2 separate regions of the Homo sapiens genome follow, and region 1 is linked to region 2. The links are chromatin loops, found by intact Hi-C in ENCODE. Cell type or tissue: endothelial cell of umbilical vein. All regions are shown on one strand. Each heading gives the region's core, and the rest is flanking DNA. Links, peaks and the distances in the headings are about the cores only. Region 1 overlaps IQCJ-SCHIP1 (IQCJ-SCHIP1 readthrough). Region 2 overlaps IQCJ-SCHIP1 (IQCJ-SCHIP1 readthrough).

Region 1 (11,726 bases), core at 1-8,000, 190 kb after region 2:
TGCTACAATTAATAATATCACTATTGTCATTATAAGTGTGATTGACAGTTGAAGAAACTAAGTCTTAAGGAAGTTAAGGCCACCATGGTTATAAAATTAGTCAATTTTAGAGACTAAACCTTATTAAATCACAGGTCTATGGACTTAAAATCCATAACCTTTCATTTATACCAATAAAAAACAAAAGAACAAAGAGGGCCTTTTGTTATTGTAACACCTTTATGTGCTGGGTGCATTGTCCATATTAGCTTATTTATTTATTTTTATTTTTTGGCAGGTACTGTATGAGGTTTCATTTTATAGATAAAGAAACTGAAAAAGAGGTTAAGTCACTTACCAAGGTCACATTGCAAGTAAATGGCAAAGCCAAAAAAATGCTCCTATGTCTGAATGCCAAGGCTCCTGATCTCCTGGAGTGCATTGTATCTAATTGATAGTTGCAAGTAACCAGTATTTTACTTTTAATTGATAGCAGACATTTAAGAGGTGTGTGTCACTTGCAACTAGAGCAAATTTTCTTCATTTCATAAAATTGCCAGCTACAGTAGAAGAAAGCAGTCATCTTCAATAGATAGGGTTTTCTGTAAAATAAACAAAAGGGTTTTGTGCCTGATTTTAAAAAAAAGAATTCTATTTCTTTCCATGTCTGAGAGGTGACCTTTCTGATGTTATACTGTGGGTGGAATTCATTCTGGAGGTTGTGAGTGGGATTTTGGGAGTATGATGGGAATGACTGATGAATCCATACTCCATTTGTAAGTGGCTTGTCGTGATGATGAATAGAGAAAACATAAACAGTGGATATAGCAAAGTATCAGTTTGGATTAGGTTTAGGTGTAAGTGACAGAAAATCTAAAATGCTAGGACTTCAGAAAGGATAGTAGCTTATTTCTCATGCATGTAAAAGAAGTGTGGAGGTCAGGAGTCTTAAGGCAGGTTCAAGATGACTGAAGGTTTTTTCTTTTTTCAATCCTGCTCATCCTCAATACATGGCTTTCTGCCTCATGGTCCAAGTTGGCTCCTTAAAGACCTGCTATTGTGTTGTAATTGACTGTAGGAAGGAGAAAGGGAAGAAGAAGAACACATCTCCTTTCCTTTAAGGACACTTCCCAGAAGTCACACGTGACACCTCTGCTTAAATTCAGTTAGCCGGAATTTAGTCACATGGTTGTGACCTCACACACATGCTGCAAGAGAGGCTGGAGAATGTATTCTTATCCTAAGCATCCATATGCCCAGCTAAAAGGTGTGTATGTGTGTGTGTGTGTGTGTTGCAAAGGGCAGGGGGAGTTCTATCAATAAGGAAAAAGGAGAAAATATATTGGGGAAAGACTAATAAAGTATCCCATAGAAAGAATCAATGAAAACGAGTTAACCATGCAACATAGAAAGATTACTTCCATTCCAGCCTCTATTCCAGAATACCTACCAAGTCCTTTGCCTAGGATAGGAATTCTAGAACAGACGTGTGGGTGTAAGTCCTAAACTTTAACTCTGAGCACCTGTTTTTCAGTGAATGATAAAAATTGTTAGGAGCCCACATCTTTAAAAAGAAAGGCAAAGATAACCATATCCTTTATTTTTTTGAGCAGCTCCTTTGCACACTGCTTCACTACAAATAAGACCTACCTAAGGAATTAGATCATGCACTAAGTCCAAACCTGCAGTTACTTCAGAAGCTTGTGACTTCCATTAGAAAGTCTGAACTCTCTAACGTAGATACAGACCCTGCATGTGGGGGTTGAATTTCAAAGTTCTTGTGCTGCTTTCATTGGCATGCACCCAGGGAAGTGTATGTATACATTGGGAATGTTTAGGGACCTGGCTACTTCTCTGTTTTCTTCTGTCACAGCGTTCCTTCGTCCAGGGGAATACTGAAATAATAATTCTAGCAACAATTTTTTAAATGCCAAACCAATTACATGTATATTTCACTTAAGCTTCAGAGCAGCCTGAATGGTAGGCTTTATCCATTCCCATTTTACAGATTTAGAAGCTCAGAAACAAAGTCACACAACTAGTAAGGAGATGTGCCAAGATTTAAACTTAGATCTGTTGGACTCCCAAATCCATACCCTGCATCACGATGGCCTCACACCTTTGAAAAATAGTACAATGACCCTTTTGATGTTTCTTTTTTGTATAATGACCTAAGGAAAGCAGAGAGGTCAAGTCAACTTTCCCTGGTCCCTGCAGTTGTAATAGGGCTCCCTTCACCCTCTCAGTGATTCTTTACTGAGTTAGAGGTAAAACCCCACAATGAACTATAGGAAATCCCACTCTTTTAGAGCTCTGAGTATTTAGAGACTGATTTGGGCTGAGCAGGTGAGGGAGATTGGTAGCAGAGAGCTGGAACTGGAGGCCTGTTCTCTCTGTCAGTTCATTACTTTCAAAGGTCTGTTGCAGGGAGCCTCCTTGTCCTCCCAGTGTAAGGAAATATAATTGTGATCAATACATTTCCAAAAAATATATCTCCACTGCTAAGGACATGGTAAGGAAATGGAACAAATTAATAAAAAGGGCTTCTCAGCCAACTGGAAAAGAGGCAGGCCATGAGTATACAATGTCTTCCTCAGTTTTTCTTCCCCAGTTAAGCATTCTGGGTCCCCTCCCTCTCATTTATTTGCTGCTGTGATGTCTGCAGGGTAGGGTGAGCTGGCATAAAGTTTATTAAATAGTAGCTTGCAGATCACTTGCTACCACATTTTCCAAAGCTTGCCTTTGTCCCCTCGGTGTATACTTGAGATGCCTTCAGTCAGATGAAAATCATGGAAAACCAAACTAACCTGGCTTCACAGTGATGAGATTGGTTGGCTCCTGGTTAGGAAAGGCTTCAGAATGTGTTTGTTTCATTGGCCCAATGGGGCATCACCAGGAATGCTGTTATTTTTTTTCTTTAAACTTCTCTGCTCTGTTTTTTGCCGTCAGTTTCATTTACAGCTATCCTCCCACACCTTCCGGTTGCCAAATGATTTTCCTTTCCTTTGAGTTTATTCATCACTGTCTAGGGAGAGGGAGAAAAAGAAATGGTCACTTCCAAGAACTCTCTCAAAAGAGCCAGGAACTATTTTCCCAGTCATCCTCAGCAGATTTCTCCTCAATCTCATTGGCCCAAATAGGGTGTGGTGTTTATCCTTGAACCCGTAAGTGGAGCCAGGGGATGGGATAATGAGCCACAAGCCCTACCACCTGATCAACTTCCCCCAAGCACCTGGGCTTTGCAGGAGGAATTGAAGGTGCTCAAATAAAAGTTAAGGTAGTTACTAAAAGAAGGAGAGTGGTGTTGGAAGAGCAACTACAGTGCCTATTAGACTCCTGCTGTTCTGAGAATCAGCTCCAACCCACTCCTAGCAGCACCCAAGGAACTGGGGCTCCTAGCCTGACTCACAACTCTTGGAAGCTGCTGACCCCTAGTGTCTGAGGAAAGCATCGGCTCTAGAATCCAGAGGCATGGGTTTACCTCTCATGAGAATCACAGCGGCTGTGACACACTCACACACACAAGGAGGTTGTAAGCAAATTAAAACCTTTAGAAGTACTTTAATGAGTAAGTGAGTTTAATTGAAAGTCTTCCAAAGACACTGTAAGACTTAGGCCTCCCTCACCTTGCTGATCAGCAACCTCAGAACACTCTCTGTAGTCCTTTTCACACCTGTAAATTGTCATCCACAGTGTGTCTTTCTCTCTAGACAGAGGGTGTGCTTTTTGAGGGTGGGGCCTAAGTGCAAAACACCCAGCTCCTCACCTTGAACTCCTGCATGCTTAGTAAACACTTGTATGAGTAAACGAAAGACCCAACTGTTGTTCAGCTCTCCTTTCCTCTCCCCTTCCATAGCCATGGCTTTCTCTTATAAATATCAGCTCTACCAGCTTAATTGTACTCCTTTTTTTTTTTTTTTTTTGAGAGGGAGTCTCGCTCTGTCACCCAGGCTGGAATGCAGTGGAGCGATCTCGGCTCACTGCAACCTCCGCCTCCCAGGTTCGAGCAATTCTCCTGCCTCAGCGTCCCGAGTAGCTGGGACTAGAGGTGCCTGCCACCCACACCCAGCTAATTTTTGTATTTTTAGTACAGATGGAGTTTCACCAAGTTGGCCAGGCTAGTGTCAAACTCCTGACCTCAGGTGATCCACCCGCCTCGGCCTCCCAAAGTACTGGATTACAGGCGTGAGCCACCGCGCCTGGCCAATTGTATTCCTAATAGGACAACTAAGCAATCAATTGTGTTTTGAAGCTGCATGTTATACGAATGGGAAAATATTCCAACAACCCCAAATACACATCTAAGCAGCTGCTTTTGTGTTGTGGAATACCCACTATCTGGTCAGTAGAGAAAGCAGAATTTTTTATTATAAGCAGATCAACATTGCTACTGTGAATTCTTTGAGCAGTAGGCAAAGCTGTGTTAGAATGGGTTCTTCTTTGGTCTGTATGTGGCAGGTAACAGGACTTCTCCTGTGCTTCATGATTTGGGTTAGGAAGAGAGAGGAAAGGCAACAACATGGTAATTATAATATAGAATGACTCAAGACAAGAAAGAATAGGTTTTTGTTTTGTTTTGCTCTTAATTGACTTGTAATTCAAGCGTGAAATGTGGCAGCTTTCAGGATTGGAGAAACTTTGCACAAACCCAATATTAGAAGTTAACTGCCATTAGCTGTGGAGGGCACCAAAGGACAGAGAGGATTTCTCAATCTGGGAGCTGAAGGCGAGTTCTGGGGAACAGCAGCAGCCACAGCTGTAGAAATCCTGACAGCTGTTCAGTCTTGGCAGGCAGGGCTGCTGCTCACACTGGAGAAGCTGCGGGGCTTCCTGAGCAGGGCCCTCCACTCGCGTGGTGCCTGTAAGACCTGCTCTGGAGTGGAGGCATGCACCATCTTTCTTTTCCCCTTTTCACAGAGGAGGAGAAAAATGGGCAGATAAGTATCATAGCGGTCAGGTAGGTCATGGGATAGGGAAAAAAATCAATCATTGAAAAGGAGTGACTGGAAAACCACACTGTAACATTGTGCCCTAAAGTATTGTATCAGTTTTGCCAGCCTGCACTTGTCTCTTAATTATGTAAACTAAATGCTATGTGTTATCAAGATTGTCATTATTACAATTTTGTTACTTTGTAGAGAATAAACATAGATAATAAATATTAGTTCTACATTTCAGTTGACAGATTTCACAATTTTGCTTCAGAGTCCTTCTTTGGGATACATCGCCTTCTTGCAGAAATAAGGATTTTGTTCAGTCAGTGTTTAACAGAGACTTTTAAAAGCTACTAAAGTTGCAAACCACTTAAGAGTTGTAAGTCTATCATAGTCCACCCATTTGAACAGTCCCCTGTTTTAACCTGTATTTGTGCTTCGGGGAGAAAGTGGATGGAAGAGGCTCCACGCTGGCTTAGTCACACTGATGTATGAATAAACGGGCAAGTAATGGATGACCTGGGGTTCATGCCAGCCAACTCACCTGCACACCTGCTTTCACAAGCACTTGACAAGGCACCTACCTTTCTTAATGTGCCAAGTACATAATCTCTCTGATTCTGTAAAAAGATTAGCTGTTAGGAAGATTACAAAACTTTGGGTACAAAAATAAGAGTATTTTTAGAATTTTGTTCTCCATGTGTTAATTTTATCTTCAGTGGGTTTTGTTTGTTTTGCTACCTCTGCCCCACATCATAATTTATGTGTGTGTTTGTGTGTGTGTGCTGAATAGATGATCTCTAAGTAGGAAAATTCTCTTGGGAAAAATTCTCAGCATGAGAAATGTGGGGAAAATACAGCTGGACAGCTGTTTAATTTTGCCAAGAAAAAAATGAGGACTTGTTCTTTGCTGGTGCATGAGACAGGGCTGTGTCACTGCAGTGTGAGTTGTGAAGGAGAGAAGCAAACACACAGGCAAGTGTTTACACCTGCTGCCTTCTTAAGTCCTCCCAATAACCCTGTAAGGCAGGTACTACTTCTCTTGTACAGAGGAGGAAATTGAGGCCTAGCTAAGTTATGCAGTGTGCCCAAAGCATAGCTAAACAGTGTGGCCAATTTTTAAATCCAGATGTTTCTAACTCAAGAGCCCTGTTCTTCTTACTATACCAAATGGCTCAGCCCTCAAGTTGTTGTCTTAGAAATAAAAATACAAACAACAAGGAACATTTGTTCAGCTTAGTGTTTCTCAACAGAGTAAGAGATAGCTTCTCTGGAGCCCTTATGCTTTCACTAAAAATTCAATTGTTTTGTTTTTATTTTGATAAGAACCCATTAATATTAAGCATATTCTGGTTCATCACCTTATAAGCAAGGACTGCTCTGTGATATAAGTAATGCTGGTTCTATCTGTGTTTACATTGACACCAAAAACTGTTTCTCAACCCCCAGAGATTTCAAGCTAATTTACCCAATATCCATTCTTCCCCTCTACCTTACTAACAGAACCCTAATTTGCCTGGAATCAGCAATAGTCCTATGCTTCTCAGACTCCCTTGCAGTTACAAATGTTCATGTGGCAAGGTTTTAGCTCATGATATCTGAGCTATTAGATGGGGCTTCCCAGAAAGATCCTTAAAGTGGCTGACTTTTAAGATAGATAGAGGACATATCAGGTATTAAGCTGGTAAGAGCAGGTGCTACATTTGATCTCAGACAAAAGGTCAAGAAGCAATGGTCAATGTCTTTCTCACTCTCCAGTCTTTCTCCTCATCTAGCCAGGAAGGAAGGTGAGATATGACCATGAGGGCAAGAACACATACTAGCGTGGTGGAGGCAAAGATATAAGGAGTCTGGGTCTCTAATGACTACAAAAAACCCCTCATTATACCAGCCCAGGGTGTGGCTGTCTGCAGACACTTCATTATATACAAAAAATAAGCTAATTACCCCCCTCTACTAAAAATACAAAATTAGCTGGGCGTATTGGCACATGCCTGTAATTCCAGTTACTCGGGAAGCTGAGGCAGGTGAATGGCATGAACCTGGGAGACAGAGGTTGCAGTGAGCTGAGATGGCGCCATTGCATTCTAGCCTGGGCAATGAGAGTGAAACTCCGTCTCAAAAAAAAAGAAACTTTTTTTTTCTTTCTTTTTTTTTTTTTTATTATACTTTAAGTTCTAGGGTGCATGTGCACAACATGCAGGTTTGTTACATAGGTATACATGTGCCATGTTGCTTTTCTGCATCCATCAACTCATCATTTACATTAGGTATTCTCCTAATGCTATCCCTCCCCCAGCCCCCAACCCCCCGCAACAGGCCCCAGTGTGTGATGTTCCCTGCCCTGTGTCCATGTGTTCTCATTGTTCAACTACCACTGATGAGTGAGAACAAGCAGTGTTTAGTTTTCTGTCCTTGTGATAGTTTGCTTAGAATGATGGTTCCAAGTTTCGTCCATGTCCCTGCAAAGGACATGAACTCATCCTTTTTTATGGCTGCATAGTATTCCATGGTGTGTATGTGCCACATTTTCTTAATCCAGTCTATCATTGATGGACATTTGGGTTGGTTCCAAGTCTTTGCTATTGTGAATAGTGCCACAATAAACATACATGTGCATTTATAGTAGTATGATTTGTAATCCTTTGGGTATATACCCAGTAATGGGATGGCTGGATCAAATGGTATTTCTAGTTCTAGATCCTTGAGGAATTGCCACACTGTCTTCCACAATGGTTGAACTAATTTATGTTCCCACCATCAGGTAAGCCGAGATGGCGCCATTGTACTCCAGCCTGGGCAATGAGAGCAAAACTCCATCTCAAAAAAAAAAAAAAAAAGAAGCTAATTTTTAAAATAGCTTTATTAACATATGATTTATAGCCAGGTGCAGTGGCTCATGCCTGTAATCCTAGCACTTTGGGAAGCCGAGGCAGGTGGATCATTTGAGCCCAGGAGTTCGAGACCAGCCTGGGCAACATGGTGAAACCCTGTCTCTACAAAAAATACAAAAATTAGCTGGGGCATGCAAATGTAGTCCCAGCTATTTGGGAGGCTGAAGCAGGAGTATCGCTTGAGCCCAGGAGGCATAGGTTGCAGTCAGCCGAGATTGCACCACTGAGTTCCAGCCTGGGTGGCAGAATGAAACCCTGTCTCAAAAAAATAAACCAAAGGGATATAATTTACATACCGTAAAATTCACCTTTTTTGTTGTTGTTGTTGTTTTGAGACGGAGTCTCGCACTGTCGCCCAGGCTGGAGTGCAGTGGCGTGATCTCAGCTCACTGCAACCTCCGCCTCCCGGGTTCAAGTGATTCTCCTGCCTCGGCCTCCCGAGTAGCTGGGATTACAGGCAGGTGCCACCACGCCCAGCTAATTTTTTGTATTTTTAATAGAGAGTGGGTTTCACTATGTTGGCCAGGCTAGTCTTGAACTCCTGACCTCGTGATCTGCCCACCTCGGCCCCTCAAAGTGCTGGGATTATAGGCATGAGCCACCACGCCCGGCCTCAAATTCACCTGTTTTAAATGCACAGTGATTTTTAGTAAGCATAGTTTTGTTCAAACATCCCCACAACCAAATGTAGAACCTTTCTGTTATTCCCAAAACATTCCTCTTGCTCATTGGCAGTCTATCCTCATTCCTACTACCAGGCCAAGGCAACCACCGATCCACTGTCTTTATAAATCTGCCTTTTCTGAACATTTCATATAAATGGGATCATAGAATATCCAATCTTTTACATCTGGCTTCTTTCACTTAACATATTGTTTTTGATAGTCTTCCATGCTGTAGCACATAACAGTAGTTCCTTCTTGTTGCTGAATAATATTCTATTGTATGGCCGTATTATATTTTGGTCGTCCATTTACCAGTTGATGGACATGTGGATTGTCTTCACTTTTTAGACCTTATGAATAATGTTGCATGAATACATATACATCTTTGTGTAGATGTATGTTTCCATTTCTCTTGGGTAGATTCTCAGGAGAGGAATTGCAAGATCATATGGTAAATTTATGTTTCATTTTATAAGAAACTGCCAAACTGTTTTCCAAAGTAAGCACACTATCTTATATTCCCATCGGCAATGTATGAGGCTTACGGTTTTTTCATATTCTTATCAAAAATTATTTTGTCTTTTTATTATATTCCTTCTACTGGGCACGAAGTATAATAGCATCTCCTTGTAGTTTTAATTTTCATTTACCTCACGACTAATGATGTTGAGCACCTTTTCAAATGCTTATTAGCCATTCATATTTCTTTGGTGAAATACCTATTCAACTGTTGCCCATTTTTAATTGGCTTGTCTTATTATTAACTTACAAGTGATTTTTATATATTCTGGATACAAATCCTTTACCAGAAATAGTATTTGTGTATATTTTCTCCCAGACTGTGGCTTGCTTTTCATTTTCTTACTGATGTTTCTTGAAGCACAAAAGTTTTTAATTTTGATGAAGTCAATTTTTTCAGTTTTTCCTTTCATGGATTATGCTGTTGCTGTTGTGTTTAAGAACTCTTTGTCTAACTTAAGGTTGCAAAGATCTTCTGCTTTCTTCTACAAGTTTTATAGTTTTAGCTTTTACATTTGGCATATGATTCATTTTGAGTTCATTTTTGTGTATAGTGTGAGGTATCTAAATTCATCTTTCTGCATGCAGATATCCAGTTGTCCCAGCACCATCTGTTGAAAAGACTGTCCTTTCCCCATTGAATTACCTTGGCACCTTTGTCAAAAAATCAATGGACTATAAATGTAAAGTTTTATTTCTAGACTCTCAATTCTGTTCCATTGATCTACATGTCTACCCTTATGCCAGTACCACACAGTCTTAATTAATGTAGCTTTATAGTAAGTTTTAAAATTGGGAAGTCTTAAGTTTTCCAACTTTGTTCTTTTTTAAGATTGTTTTTGCTTTTCTAGGTCCTTTGCATTTCCATATACATTTTAGGATCAGCTTGTCAATTCCTGCCCAAAAGCCTGCTGGAATTTTTATAGGAATTATGTTGAATCTATAGATCACGTTGAGGGGCATTGCTATTTTAATAATACTGAGTCTTCCAATTCCTTTATTTAGATCTTTCTTCTTATAATTTCTCTTAGCAATGTTTTGTAGTTTTTTTTGTTTTTGTTTTTGTTTTTTTTTTTGGCAGAGTCTTGCTCTGTTGCCCAGGCTGAAGTGCAGTGGTGTGATCTCGGCTCACTGTAACCCTGCCTCCTAGGCTCAAGCGATTCTCGTGCCTCAGCCTCCTGAGTAGCTGGGATTACAGACACGTGCTACCATGCCTGGCTAATTTTTGTATTTTTAGTAGAGACGGGGTTTCACCATGTTGGCCAGGCTGGTCTCGAACTACTGGCCTCAAGTGATCCACCCACCTTGGCCTCCGAAAGTGCTGGGATTACAGGTGTGAGCCATCGCGCCCGGCCTGTAGTTTTCAGTGTATAAGTCTTGCACTTCTTTTGTTCCTAATTTTTCAAGTCACTGTTATATGGACTTTCTGATACATAAGGCCAAATTGAACTCATGATACATATTCTTATCACCAAATAAAATGGAAAATTTAAACAAGTGGAGGTGTACTTAATATACATAAATGATATTTCTATGTTAAGGCCAAATGGTGCATTGTGTAAACGAACAGTTTCACAGTGGAAACAATGGAGAAAACCGAATTATTACATGGCGTGCATATCCAGTCCAAATGAACCTTGTCCTTACAGTCAGTACCGTATGTATATAAGCCAATAAAACAACGTCACATGGCACAATAATCAGTATTGTTAATTGAAATTAATTGTATTCTATTTTTGTTTATATTTTGTAAATTCACTTGGATTTGTATAAGTGTTATTAGCAAAAGGAATTTACACCTAGTTTTACATGTATTGGCTCAATATTTTTTTCCTTTAATAGGTGTTGTCTTAGTTCATTTTCTGTTGCCATAACCGAATACCTGAGAGACTGGGTAATTTATAAGGAAAAGAGGTTTGTCTGGTTCACAATTCCAGAGGCTGGGAAGTCCAAGAAGCATGGTGCTGGCATCTTCTCAGCTTCAGGTGAGGGCTTTATGCTGTATCACAACATGGCAGAGAAAGGCCGAGAACCAGAAGGGAAAGCAGGAGTGTGCAGAAAGGGACAAAACATGAGAGGCAGCCTTGCTTTATAACAGCCTGCTCTCTCAGTGACTAAGAGATGGTATTAATCCCTTTCTGAGGGTGGATTCCTCAACCAAATGCCTCTTAAAGGTTCCACCACCTCTCAACACCATTACGTTGGGGACCAAGCTTCAACATGAGTTTTGGAGGGAGCTGACCATATTCAAACCATAGCAGCTATCTATTTTGTACTCACTATTGTGAAACACTGGCTCTAGTTTTTTTTTACTTTACAAAGCATTTTCAATTCACCATCTTATTATTCTCACAGTAACACTGGAGCTTGGGTAAAATAGGGCTTTTTAAAATTCCCGTATTGTAAATCATGAAACTAAGATTCACAGAAATTAAGTGATGTTTGTAATTGTATACGTCCATAAGTGGCAGTTCTGTGATTGCTGAGTGCAGTAGCTCACACCTGTAACCCCAGCACTTAGGAAGGATCTCTTGAGCCCAGGAGGCAGGAGGATCTCCTAAGCCCAGGAGTCTGAGACCAGCCTGGGCAACCTGGGGAGACCCCGTCTCTACAAAAGTTTTAAAAATTTGCCATGTGTGATGTGCTCCTGTGGTCCCAGCTACTCAGGAGGCTGAGGTGGGAGGATCACTTGAGGCCAGGAGTTCGAGGCTGCACTGAGGAGCGATCACACCACT
Region 2 (11,812 bases), core at 3,813-11,812:
ATTCTAGTCGATCCTTTAGCAATGAGGAGGAACCAACTAGGTGGGTAGGGGGGAAGCACACGTGTGCAAAGGAACTGGAGTGAGCAAGCAGGTTGTATATTTGAATAGTGAGTAGTCCAGTGTTCATAGGCCATGAGGTACGTAGAAGGGAAGAAAAGTGAAATAAAGTTAGAAAAATGCTCTATTATGTCACTTTATGTCTCAGCTAATGGCAAAGGCTATTAGTTGTTTGTAAATATCCAGGATCCTTTTCTTTAATGAAGTAACTCCTGTGTTTTAGCTGAGTGTGTGGCCGCTTAGCTGAAGTATTTCTCGTTGGCCTTCCTGGCAGCTTGATGTGGCCTCGTGACTAAGGTTCAACCAAAAAGATTGTAAGTGATAAGTGCCACTTTCAGAATGTGCCCCCTAAAGAGCCTGATATGAGTTCCTCCAGCCCTGTCCCTTCCCACTAGGTGGGAGATGGAACCAACAGAAGCAGCCGCTTAAAACCTGGAGATAGCAGAGTTGCCCTACGAGCCCTGGACGACTCGCCTCTGAGTGTTATGTGAGAGATAAACATCTGTCCTATTTAAGCAACTGTATTTTAGGTATTTTTTTTTTACAGCACTGATATGATTACATTCTGGAATTTAGAATTTATTTGCTAAGCGATGGAAAACCACAGCAAGCAGAGAGGGAAATGACCTAATCAGACATGCATTATGGAAAGCAAGAATTGATGGGAAACGATGAAATGGAAAGACAGGAGTGGAAGGACCTATGCTACGAGGGGCTGCCTGCCCTATGCCACATACTATACTAAGCATTATTTTGCTAAGCATTGTCTCATTTAATCCTCATAACTTGTAAAGATGATATTATTACCATTTTACAGATGAGGAATCCCATGCTCAGACAGATTTGATAGAAATGCTCAGGGTCTCACAGCTGGTTGAGTGGCAAAGTTGGAATTCAAATCTAAGTTTGTCTGTCTCTAAAGCTAGTGTTCTCTCCTCTGCACCCAACTTCCCCCTAGATGAGAGATGACATGGGATGGAGGTGGAGTCAGTGGTAAATAGCAGCAAACGATATAAAATACATTTCAGAGGTGGAACTGATAGGAACCGTTGACTGACAGCCCTGGAAAATGAGGAGTTACCTACCTATTCACTTATTCATTTTCCAGGCATGAATCCGAGATTTTGTGGGGGGTGATGTTCTGTCACTGACCTATTTGGTTTTTTTCCAAGTCGGATTCAATATTGTATTTGTCTTGTTCTTTTCAAAGCTCAGTTTGTTTTCTCACTTTGAATGCCAAATGTGGTTCAAAGACCCTTGCAGTGGAAGTCTCCAAAGACTTCCTACCTCCCTCTGTTTTCATTAGGGTATCTCTCTTTCCTTTGCCACATCAAACACCTACCCTTTGGAGTTTGAAACAAAATCTATTGACAATATTCTTGTAAAGCTGGAAAACTGGTTATATTGCTCCCTGCTATCATTAGCGTGAAATCGTCTTTTGCTTGGACCAGAGGTCTGGTATAGAATGGTATTAAAAAATCTCTATTGCTCTTCAGAGCTTGCATGGAAGATGGTTTAATTGTGCTGTAACATGGAGATATAAAATTCTGGTCATTTTTCAGTGAAGAGCTCAATGAAACATCCAGAGGAAGAGTTTGAAAATCAAATTAACCTTCCATGACAGGTGTATTTGTGTTTCGAAACTCAACCTCCATACGTGATAATATCTTATTTTTATCTAGCAGTTCACAGATTTAAAAATAATTCCATATTTATTATGACATTTTACCCTCTTAATAACTCTAAGAAGCAGGCAAAATAAGAATATTATCTCCAGATACAGAAGAAGAAATAGGTTCAAGCAGTTAGGCGACTTGGCCATGGACTCTGTGGTATAAAGCCAATACAGGCAGGGCAGAAATATAATTCAGAAGCAAAATGCTTCTTCCTATTACAAACTCTGTGTAGATAATTTCATGAACTTCTAGAAAATTAACTCAACTCCTTTAGCACAGTCAAGTCCGGGGAGCCAGGCTTATGATTCCAGTTCTTATGAATGTCAGAGATGAGATAGTTGAGAAGTTGTAGGACACACTCATGGTGCAGCTGATTAAAAATACGAGCTCTTGCAATACTATGCAGCCATAAAAAAGAATGAAGTCATGTCCTTTGTAGGGACATGGATGGAGCTGGAAACCATCATTCTCAGCAAACTAACACAGGAACAGAAAACCAAACACTGCATGTTCTCACTCATAAGTGGGAGTTGAACAGTGAGAACACATGGACACAGAGAGGGCAACATCATACACCAGGGCGTGTTGGGGGGTGGGGGGGAAGGGGAGGGAGAACATTAGGACAAATACCTAATGTATGCAGGGCTTAAAACCTAGATGACGGGTTGATGGGTGCAGGAACCCACCATGGCACATATATACCCATGTAACAAACCTGTATGTTCTGCACATGTATCCCAGAACTTAACAAAAAAAGAGCTCTGCCATTATTTTCCCAAAATAGCATAGGTAAACCCACTCTAATTTTTTACATATGAGTAAATTGACCCCAAGAGTGAACTGCAGTGAACTGAAGAAGATGCCCATCAAATACACCAGAAGACCCTCTGCTTCTGACCCCACCTGTATTGCTGGGTTTCAGTGTCATTCACTCCACTCCTCTCCTCGGTGTCTTTCTCCTTGACCCCCTGTGTATTTCTCAATCTCCCTCTCTCTTATAAAATTCCATATAATTTTTCTCATAAGTGGAAATTATAATTTATAAAATTCATTATTAATTATTCCAGGTAAGAATGATTAATATTGCTGTTAAAATCAAAACTTTACAGGCATTAAAACTGTACCCAATAAAACTTATTAACTAAAAATTAGTGAAAATATAAAATATTCTTGAGAAAATTTAGTTAGGAAAAAACTGACTCAAAAAAACTGTACTTTGCAGAAATAATGGCCATAAGAGAAAAACTCATGATGACCAAAGCTATAATCATTTTTTAAGATATCAATGACAAAAATGAATACTGATATAAAATTTAAACGAAAAGAATTGATCCTGGTGAAAATAATTTTAGTAAAATAAAAATGGTAAGGGAAAAATATTAAAAACCATTAAATGCACTCTATAGAAAATTAATCAGGAAATTAAACTGGCCTAGAGGTTTTCACTCCAGAAAATACTTTGTTGAACCAAATAATTCAATGTTGGCATAATTCTGACTGAAATATTTATATTAAGAATTGTTCGGACATGCGCGGTGGCTCACTCCTGTAATCTCAGCATTTTGCGAGGCCAAGGAGGGCAGATTACCTGAGGTCAGGAGTTCAAGACCAGCATGGCCAACATGGCGAAACTCCGTCTCTACTAAAAGTAGAAAAATTAGCCAGGTGTGGTGGCGGGCACCTGTAATCCCAGCTACTCAGGAGGCTGAGGCAGGAGAATTGCTTGAACCGGGGAGGCGGAGGTTGCAGTGAGCCGAGATCACGCCATTGCACTCCAGCCTGGGTGACAAGAGCGAGACTGTGTCTCGACACTAAAAATCCTTTACCAAAGACTTCAGATATCTGAAAGTCTAAAAATTATTTCCTTAGCCAGGAAAATCTCTTCCTTGGACTGGAGTTTTCATCTCTTTCAGATGAAGATGTTGAGATAGATTATTTTTCCCTTATTTAATCAGATGATTAGCCAGATGTAGTTTATTGTGTTTCTATAATTATATGATGAGGTAGATAAGTATTAAATTCTTTAACAATTTTTAAAACTAACTTCCAAGTCATTGTAAATGGAAAGAGATCATGAAAGTCAGTCAGAAATAAACACAGGCAACATGTCATTTTTGGTCACATAATATGAAGACTTAGACAATTACTCATATAAATGACAGAGTTAAAGCAATGAAAACACTTTGTCACTCTGATAAATAACAAAAAAATTGATTTACTGTATAAACCAAGACAAAAATCTTCATTTTTCATTTTTGAAATTCTGCAAGATAGAATATGAGAGACACCCTTGAATCTATATGAATAATTGAGTCTGAGGTTTAAGTCCTCAAAATCTGATTTTTTTATGTCTTATGTTACTGGCCAGACAGAATATTTCAATATTGAAGTAGACACTTCATTCAGAGCAATCATAAGATAATAAAGCACATTATGGCAATATAAAAACAATCAACCAATGTAAAATTGAGTCAAGTAAATAATCAATAGGTTTATGAATTTATTTTGTCAAAATTTGTTTTCTCTAATTTTGTTATGTATATCTGATCTCACTTAAAACTTCAAACATTGTTTAAAATATTCCTGTTTGAAGGCATTTTCACTAATTACAATTTCCTGTTAAGGTGATTTTATGACCTACGGGTTGAACTTAAGATGCATCCTGACAGCCCATAGCAAAATATGCAGGGCACTCATTCAAAAGCCACTGTTGTGCAGCAAACCATCTGGCTAGAGAAGCCAACAAGATCTACTATGAAAGGATGGTGATCTTGGTTCAGATAGCTACTGGCTAGTCCTCCCATTCCCAGGCTAGAGGAACTATAGGTCCTCAAAAAGAAGTTAACATGCAGATGTGATCATTTTTGCTCATTTATCTATGTATATATTTGATTACATAAAACAAAGCATTCCAACAAAAACTTGGATTTCATTCAGAATCATTTGTCTCAGAGATCATCGAGGTTGTGTTCCTTGGCATATATAAATTATTACAGTCTTCAATTAATAACAATAATGTATATTAACATTTACTGACACACTCGCTGTTCTAAGCGCATACGTATTTAACCTGTACTAAAACCTTATGGGGTAGGTGCCATTATTATCTCCACTTTACAGATGAGGAATCTAGGGTTCAGAGAGGTCCTATAACTTGCTTAAAGTCACCTAGGAAATGTCAGATCTAGGATTTGAATATAAGTAGTGTGGTTCTAAAGCCTATGGAGTTCAGCCTCCCCAGAATAGTGTGGGTTTTGGGAAGAAAATGATTGCATACAGAAATTTAAATTTATTTTCTACAGCAACCAATTGAGAGCTTTAGACATACATTTTCTCTTTAATGTGGAAGGCAACTCCTTTGCAACTGTAAATCTAAAGGCCATAATTTCTTTGGCAAAATTATACTGTGTCCTAATATGGATTTTATTTTCTCATCTTAAAGTTTCCCTTTCTTTTTTGACTACAATAGCCATTTAGAATTCAGTGTACCTTAAGAATTCTAGGTTAATGTCCTTATCTTGTTTTTTTTCACCCCGTGTGTGGGTCACAGCTGCCTTATCTCTTTAACCTAACCACGGTGCTGTTATTTTTTCCATTTGCATTTTGGGAAGATCAAGTGAGAGGAGTGATGGAATAACACCAATATACTCAGTTATGTTTTCTTCATCCCTAACCTATCTCAACCCTTCTCAATTCTGGTAAGACTGTGAAAGTGACCATGTTCAGAAAGGCAATTGCGTAGTTTAAACCGCTGTGTTTAAATGAAAAGGTGAGAAGGAAGCTTAAATTTAAAATAACTTTGATTTCTGTTAACTTTCACTGGAAAACTATGCACTTGATCCCTAAAAATAAAATGGAATCGACTTTTGTTCGTTTATTTAATGGATATTTAAGAAGAGCCTGCTATCAGCCAGGCACTGTGCTAGGTGCGTGCAAGGGACACGAAGTGAAATAAGGCATGACAGACTGTCCTCAAGGAGGTCACAGGACAGCCAGGAGATTCGGACAGGAAGACAAACATGAGAATTAAAAATGCACAGGTGCCGTGATAGTAGGTTCAGTGAGGATGTGAAAGAGAAAGAATAAATTCTCCTTGGTGGTGGTCAGGAAAAGTTTCCTCAAAGGTACAATGCTTTGGTTAACTCTCAAAAGAAAAGTTTCAAGGCAGCCAGCCCAAGAACGGGGTAGAGGTAAGGGCATTCCAGGAAGAAGGTACAGAGGGACAAATATCTAGACCCAAAACCACAGGTCCCGTTCAGGGTTCTACAAGGCATTCAGATCATGTTCAGTGTTGTGAGGAAGAGGGAAGAGCTGGACAGGTAACCAAGCCCTGGAGGCCACACTTAAACAAGTTTGTACTTTCTGACGGGAGTGGGAAGCAATTTGGGATTTTAAGCAAGAGAGTGGAGAGTGCTAATATCAGATTTGTGTTTATGAATTATCACTCTGGTTGTAACTTGAACAGTAGAGGAAAAGACAGCCAGGTGGCTGATTAGGAGACTGTTTCGTTAGAGTGAAAGACGTTGAGCGTATACTAAGTCAATTGAGAGAGCTACAGTTGGCCTACCTGGCACCTTTATGGGATTTAGAAAAAGGCACCTCCCTCCTCACCTTGGACTGAGAAGTCCCATTGGCTTGAAGATGACCCTTACCTGCCTCAGCCAGGCTCCTTTGTGTGAGTACAAACTGCTTAGCACATGCAGCATGTCATGACCTTGGCAGATGGTGTGGGGGTGAAGAGGAATAAGGTTCACCTGACAGAACTGAATAGAATGTGGGAGATGCAGAAACGATGAGTCTAGAATGACTCCCAGATTTCTAATTTGGGTGAATGACAGTACTATTTACAAAGAAAGAAAATTTGATTACAAAAATTGATTTGAAAGAACAGAGAACTATGTCAAAATGAATGCTTTCAATGTACATGTGCTGGAAAAATCAAAACATATTTGTCTATCCAGAGAGGTCGCTTGATGATCAGCAGTGCCTAATTTTACTAGGATGTAGCTTTCTCTGTGCCCTGTACAGTTGCCCTGTGGCTCCAGAGAGTCTATCTGAGGCCTGCACCCCATCCCCTACTCCTTCAAACCTAGAGTTGCTTCTCTTTTCCCAGTCTCAGTGATGGGAATGTGGGGGACAAGTCCTCTCAGAGAGCCAAGTGCACATTCTGCTTTCCTGAGAGCTGACCTGGAATACTATGAGTAGAGTTTGGGGCTTACAAGCTCTGGGGCAAGATAGCATTTTTGTTTTGTTTTGTTTTTTGTTCCCCTGCCTCAGCCTCCTGAGTAGTTGGGATTACAGGCATGTGCCACCATGCCCAACTAATTTTTTTTGTATTTTTAGTAGAGACGGGGCTTCACCACGTTGGCCAGGCTGGTCTTGAACTCCTGACCTCAAGTGATCCGCCTGCCTCGGCCTCCCAAAATGCTGGGATTACTGGCATGAGCCACCACGCCTGGCCACAAGATGGCATTCTGAGGCTTTCCCTTGCATCCAACTGGGAAAGAGGAGAGGACCTATTCCTCTTCTGACAGAGCATAACCATATCAGAAATTACCAAGGAAATGATCAACCATATGAGGGCTGGGGACATGGACGATTTCTTTCAGGACCTCCAGGACTAGACACAGTGCCACGTAGAAGAGGAATCATTTATTATTGGTTGATAGAAGACTCCTGTCAATGTGATATCTTCCTTCAGATAGTATATCAGAAAGCCTAGGCTAGGCCATGCTGTGGTCACAAATAACCCCAAAACCTTAATAAATTAGAGCAACACAGGCTTGTTTCTCATGCATGGAACATGTCCCTTGCAAGTTGGTTGAGGCTCTCCCTTACCTCATCATTGTCCTCACTCCTGGATTCAGGCTAATGGAACAGCCACCATCTGGAACAGCCGCCATCTAGATCTGCATTGTCCAATATGGTGGTCCCTAGCCACATGTAGCCATTTACATTTTAATTAAAATTCAATAAAATTAAAAATTTAATTTTTCAGTTATCCTAGCCATATTGCAAGCGCTCAATGCCACATGTAGCCAATGGGTACTCTACTGGAAAATATAGATGGGGAATATTTCCACCATTACAGAAAGTTCTACTCAACATGCTGAGTTAGAGCATTGATGCTTTTGGGTTCTTGTACCAGCAATTAAATGTCATGTGGTCCCATCCAACCACTAGGGTCTAAAAAATACAATTCTTTCCTGTGCTCTGAAAACAGAGAGCTAGAGATATCTGGTAAGCAACATTAACAACTACCTGTTGAGGTAGAGAGAAAGAGACCCCAGAGTATGGTGCTTTGGCATGTTGAGTGTTTTGAATTTAAAGACCTCAGAAATAAGCCTTAGAACCAAGGTCTCTTTCTGATCTTTCCCTGCCTCCCTGTCTCTCCGATCCCCTTTCTTTCTGCAAGCAACCAGAAGGAGCTTTTTCTGAAGTTTCCTTATCTGATTAAGCAAAGTTTTCCCAGGAGAAATGCAATTGTCTTAAAACTCCCTCCCTAACAATCTCATTAAATAACCAGGAAAGATTGACCACCAGACAAAGGAAGAAACTTACAGTCTTCATCACACTCAGATAGACTTTTCATCTCTTCTTTTGTGGGCAGTTCTGAGAGACTACCTGGGAGATTTTATCTGCATAATAAAACAATCTTTGTTCACAGTCAAGTTCCAGCCCTGACCTTCCCACCATCTTCCCCAGAGCTCAGAGCTTTGTCCCAGATGATTATTCTTTAGGCTCACTCATTTCTCCTGAAAACCATTTACTACCCCCCCTAGGAAGAGGGTATATAAGCTTCAACCACCAGGCCTTTGAGTCTCATATTTTATACAGCTCCCGTGCTTATGAACAATAAATTTTCTATGCATTTTCTTCCCATTGATCTGTCTACTTTCAGTTCATTTCAATGAACATTTAGCGGGCAGAGGGGAAACTTGACCTTCATCCCTACATACCCATTCATGACTTCAAGAGTTCACCCTTCCCCTTACCTTTATTATAATCCAGGGTGTGAACAGGGAGAAAATAACTCATAATTTGGACATGTGAAAAACAGAAAAAAAAATTTAGTGTTTTGCTCCAAGATATCACAAAAAGTTGTGAACTCAGAATGTTCACTGGGCTCAACATCTGCATTATGCATCCTATCTTATCTTCAAAATGACCCTGTGTAGGTATGCTGTACTTTCCACCTTAAATATGGGGAAACTGAGGCTCAGAGTGGTTAAGTGACTTGACCAACAGAGGTCTACCTGATCTCAAAGCACTGGAGATGCTCTATATGGAGAAGGAAAATACTATTTCCCAGGTTTTTTAAGTTTTACTCTTCAGTTCCATGTTATCACTCAAATTCTAACTTCTAATTTTACAGAAAGGCCTTAAAGAAGCTGGGTAGGTATATTTGGCTTAGTTACAAAACTATTCATTTAAAAGCCTTTGTAGGCATGAACAACGATGAACACAGACAAGAAATGAGTCTATTTCATATGCTGAACTGTTTAGAAAACATATGTATGTACACATTTATGTTTATGAAACTGATCTGGGTGATTAAGCTCCTTGGAAACCCTGAAAATCTACGGAAGAAAATTTGTGCAAAGTGTTCAACTATGATGAAGAGACTATTAAGTATGTGGCATTCGTCTTGCTCTTTTGTTTTCTTGAAGTAGTCCTTCTACCAACTTTCCATCTTCTTAGATGCAAAACGAAACAAAACTTAGACTGTCAGTGCACAGTTCTTGCTCATTTGTTAGCACTGGAGCAGAAACATTGTTTTCCGTATAGAGTTGGGGAAACTGTGGCCCTGGCAGCAAGTCCTCCAGCCCTCTGAGTGCTGGCCATAAGCCTTTGACCTGCAACCCTTGTTTCATGAGTCCTGCTTGAGATGGGAGTGTGGGGGCCTGCTCCTGGTGGGCTGTTGATTGCATCCCGGAAGCCACATGGCCTAGGCCGTTTTCCCCTTTGATTGGCCAAATAAATCACATCATCTCACCTCAGTACTCTTCCTCTCTTTCCCTTTGCAGCATTCCTTGGCAGGGTAAACAGCACCATTTCAGCAATTTTAAAGGTGACTTCCAATAAAATATGTATGTAGATTTACTTCGGGGCTGGTAGCCTGGGCTGTAAATTTATACCAAGTCAACCATGGAAAGCCCTTCAATTAAAAAAGAAGAAAGAAAATACAAAAAAATAAAGTTTCCATCAGCATTTATCTTTGGATTTTAAAAAGTGAATGTATTTCTTTTCTCCTCTTTTTTAATGGAAAAGAAAAAAAGAAAACATCCATGAAGAGCAACTGACTGAAGCACTTCAACAGCCTGGTTCATAAACCTCTCTGGTAATGCCTGGAAATAAAGAGAAATCTTCAGTGTCACCAAAGATTGCTTCTCACCAACCCTGTGCTTTCAGCTGCAGACGTGCATGCCTGACAGCCTGTACCTCTGGAGTGCAACTGGAGCCATTGCCATTGGTTCCCCCTTGCTTATGAAAACAGAGGGATTAACAGACACTGAAAGAGAAACCCCACTGAGCCACCAGCATCAGTGGGCTTAAACGCTTTTTCCTACTGCCAGCCAGAATCCTTTCAAACCTCAGCACCCATCTCTTTTGAGGAAAACTGTCTTAACATCCCTGTAAATGGATAACCTTTGGCTTCTGCCAAACAAAGGCTGCAGATTGTTTCTATTTATTTGCCAAGAATTTATTGGAGTCCATAAAACAAATTTCTGTAGCTGGGGAAACTGTACACTTTTTGTTTGTTGTTATTGTTTTTAATCTAGGCTGCAATCCAAAAGTTTGCAGCATGAGTGAACTGTTGTGGTTTGCTTTCTAGTTTTATTTGGCCTAGAAAAAGAAAACAAATGGCAGTGCTTCGTGTAACATCATATATTAGAGGTTTCTAGTGCTTGGTATTTGCCTTATCATTTTCAAAACAGAATCTTAGAAAGGGGGAATGCTAAAACATGAAGTCCATGGTATATAAAGCAGTTCTTTACCAAGTAGTAAAAGCATTAATAAAATCAAATTTACCTTCATAACAACAGTGTACCTAGGTGAGTAGAAAATACATTTATCTCATTTTATGGATAGGTATACTGACTCAGTCTAGGACCCATCCCATTCTAAGGTCATTCACTGTAGAAACACAGAATCAGCTGGAGATAGACCAGTGCCTCTGTCACTGTCCCAGAGTTCTTACCCTCTGTGCTTGCTCCCTGCCTTGCAGAATATAAGAGATTCATTTAATTTTGAAGCATAACACTTCATGTGAAGGGCCCTATAAAAAAATGTGTGACAAGGCCCTACTAATTTTGTAATACTAAAATGTATCTCTGATGCCACTGAGTGTTGCATATTTATTAGAGCTTTTGTTCTGGTCCAAAATGGAAAATGGGAAACAGGATAAGAAAAATGGCACTAAGAACTCCATGATAGGCCATGCATACTTCTGTGGAATGGCATGTTCCTTTGAAGATTTGATTCATCTGGAAGCTATGACATGCATAAAGCCCAATTTCAACTGGATAAAGAAATAGACAATGGCATTCATCCGAGTTTTGTGGTGACTGGAAAGAAGTTTGGTAAAGTAACATAGCAACCATGTCCCTTCTTTCTTTTCATGCCCAGACTCTTCAAGTGAACTGACCCTATAATTCTTGGGAAATAATACACTTTGCAGAACATTGTAAGAAGGCACCATTGGAGGCAGACCAGATGCTGTGGACTGGGTCCCACTCAGTTCTGTCCTCACACCTGGTGCAGTGCTGGGCACATTCTGTGTGATCATGGGCATGTGGTGCCTGTGTTTGGCTTGTTGGGTGTAGAGATCAGTTGACCATGTCAGAAAAACTAACAGAACCATGGAGGATCATGAGCAAAGCCTTTTCTTTTCCTTGAATATAGCTTCAGGCTTTTTTTAAAAATTGTTTTAATTATTCTTCTCATGGCATCCCTTAAACTACCTAATCATGGAATTAGCCTGACAGTCGGATTGTAGCTCTAAGTTTGTATTTTCTGGTATTTGCACAAATATGTTAAGCATCTAAAAATATAACATTTCAACATGCCTTTTATAA

The links. Peaks named below come from ENCODE experiments on the same cell type or tissue, not always from the same donor. Only the 100,000 strongest peaks of a DNase experiment are listed, where the experiment ranks them.
Region 1: a loop joins it to region 2, with 16 times the contacts of the local background. A loop is called at or near these places in 83 of 110 quality-filtered maps.

What each region holds. Positions count from the first base shown.
Region 1 is chr3:159,801,925-159,813,650 of GRCh38, forward strand. All of the region lies in intron 4 of IQCJ-SCHIP1 (IQCJ-SCHIP1 readthrough), which reads left to right. The region is part of intron 2 of SCHIP1 (schwannomin interacting protein 1); the gene reads left to right. It overlaps LOC101928351 (a long non-coding RNA gene), which reads right to left. Exons shown (of 4, transcript XR_007096144.1): 2 at 2,787-3,004; 3 at 338-581. It also overlaps the pseudogene RNU2-31P. Among named protein-coding and RNA genes, the nearest start is that of IQCJ-SCHIP1-AS1, 39 kb to the left of the region's middle. In endothelial cell of umbilical vein, for the core only: a CTCF peak has its summit at 3,426 (motif pointing left); a DNase peak (open chromatin) is centred at 3,377; H3K27ac peaks cover 251 bases.
Region 2 is chr3:159,609,208-159,621,019 of GRCh38, forward strand. All of the region lies in intron 4 of IQCJ-SCHIP1 (IQCJ-SCHIP1 readthrough), which reads left to right. All of the region lies in intron 1 of SCHIP1 (schwannomin interacting protein 1), which reads left to right. Among named protein-coding and RNA genes, the nearest start is that of IQCJ-SCHIP1-AS1, 150 kb to the right of the region's middle. In endothelial cell of umbilical vein, for the core only: a CTCF peak has its summit at 7,210 (motif pointing right); a DNase peak (open chromatin) is centred at 7,254.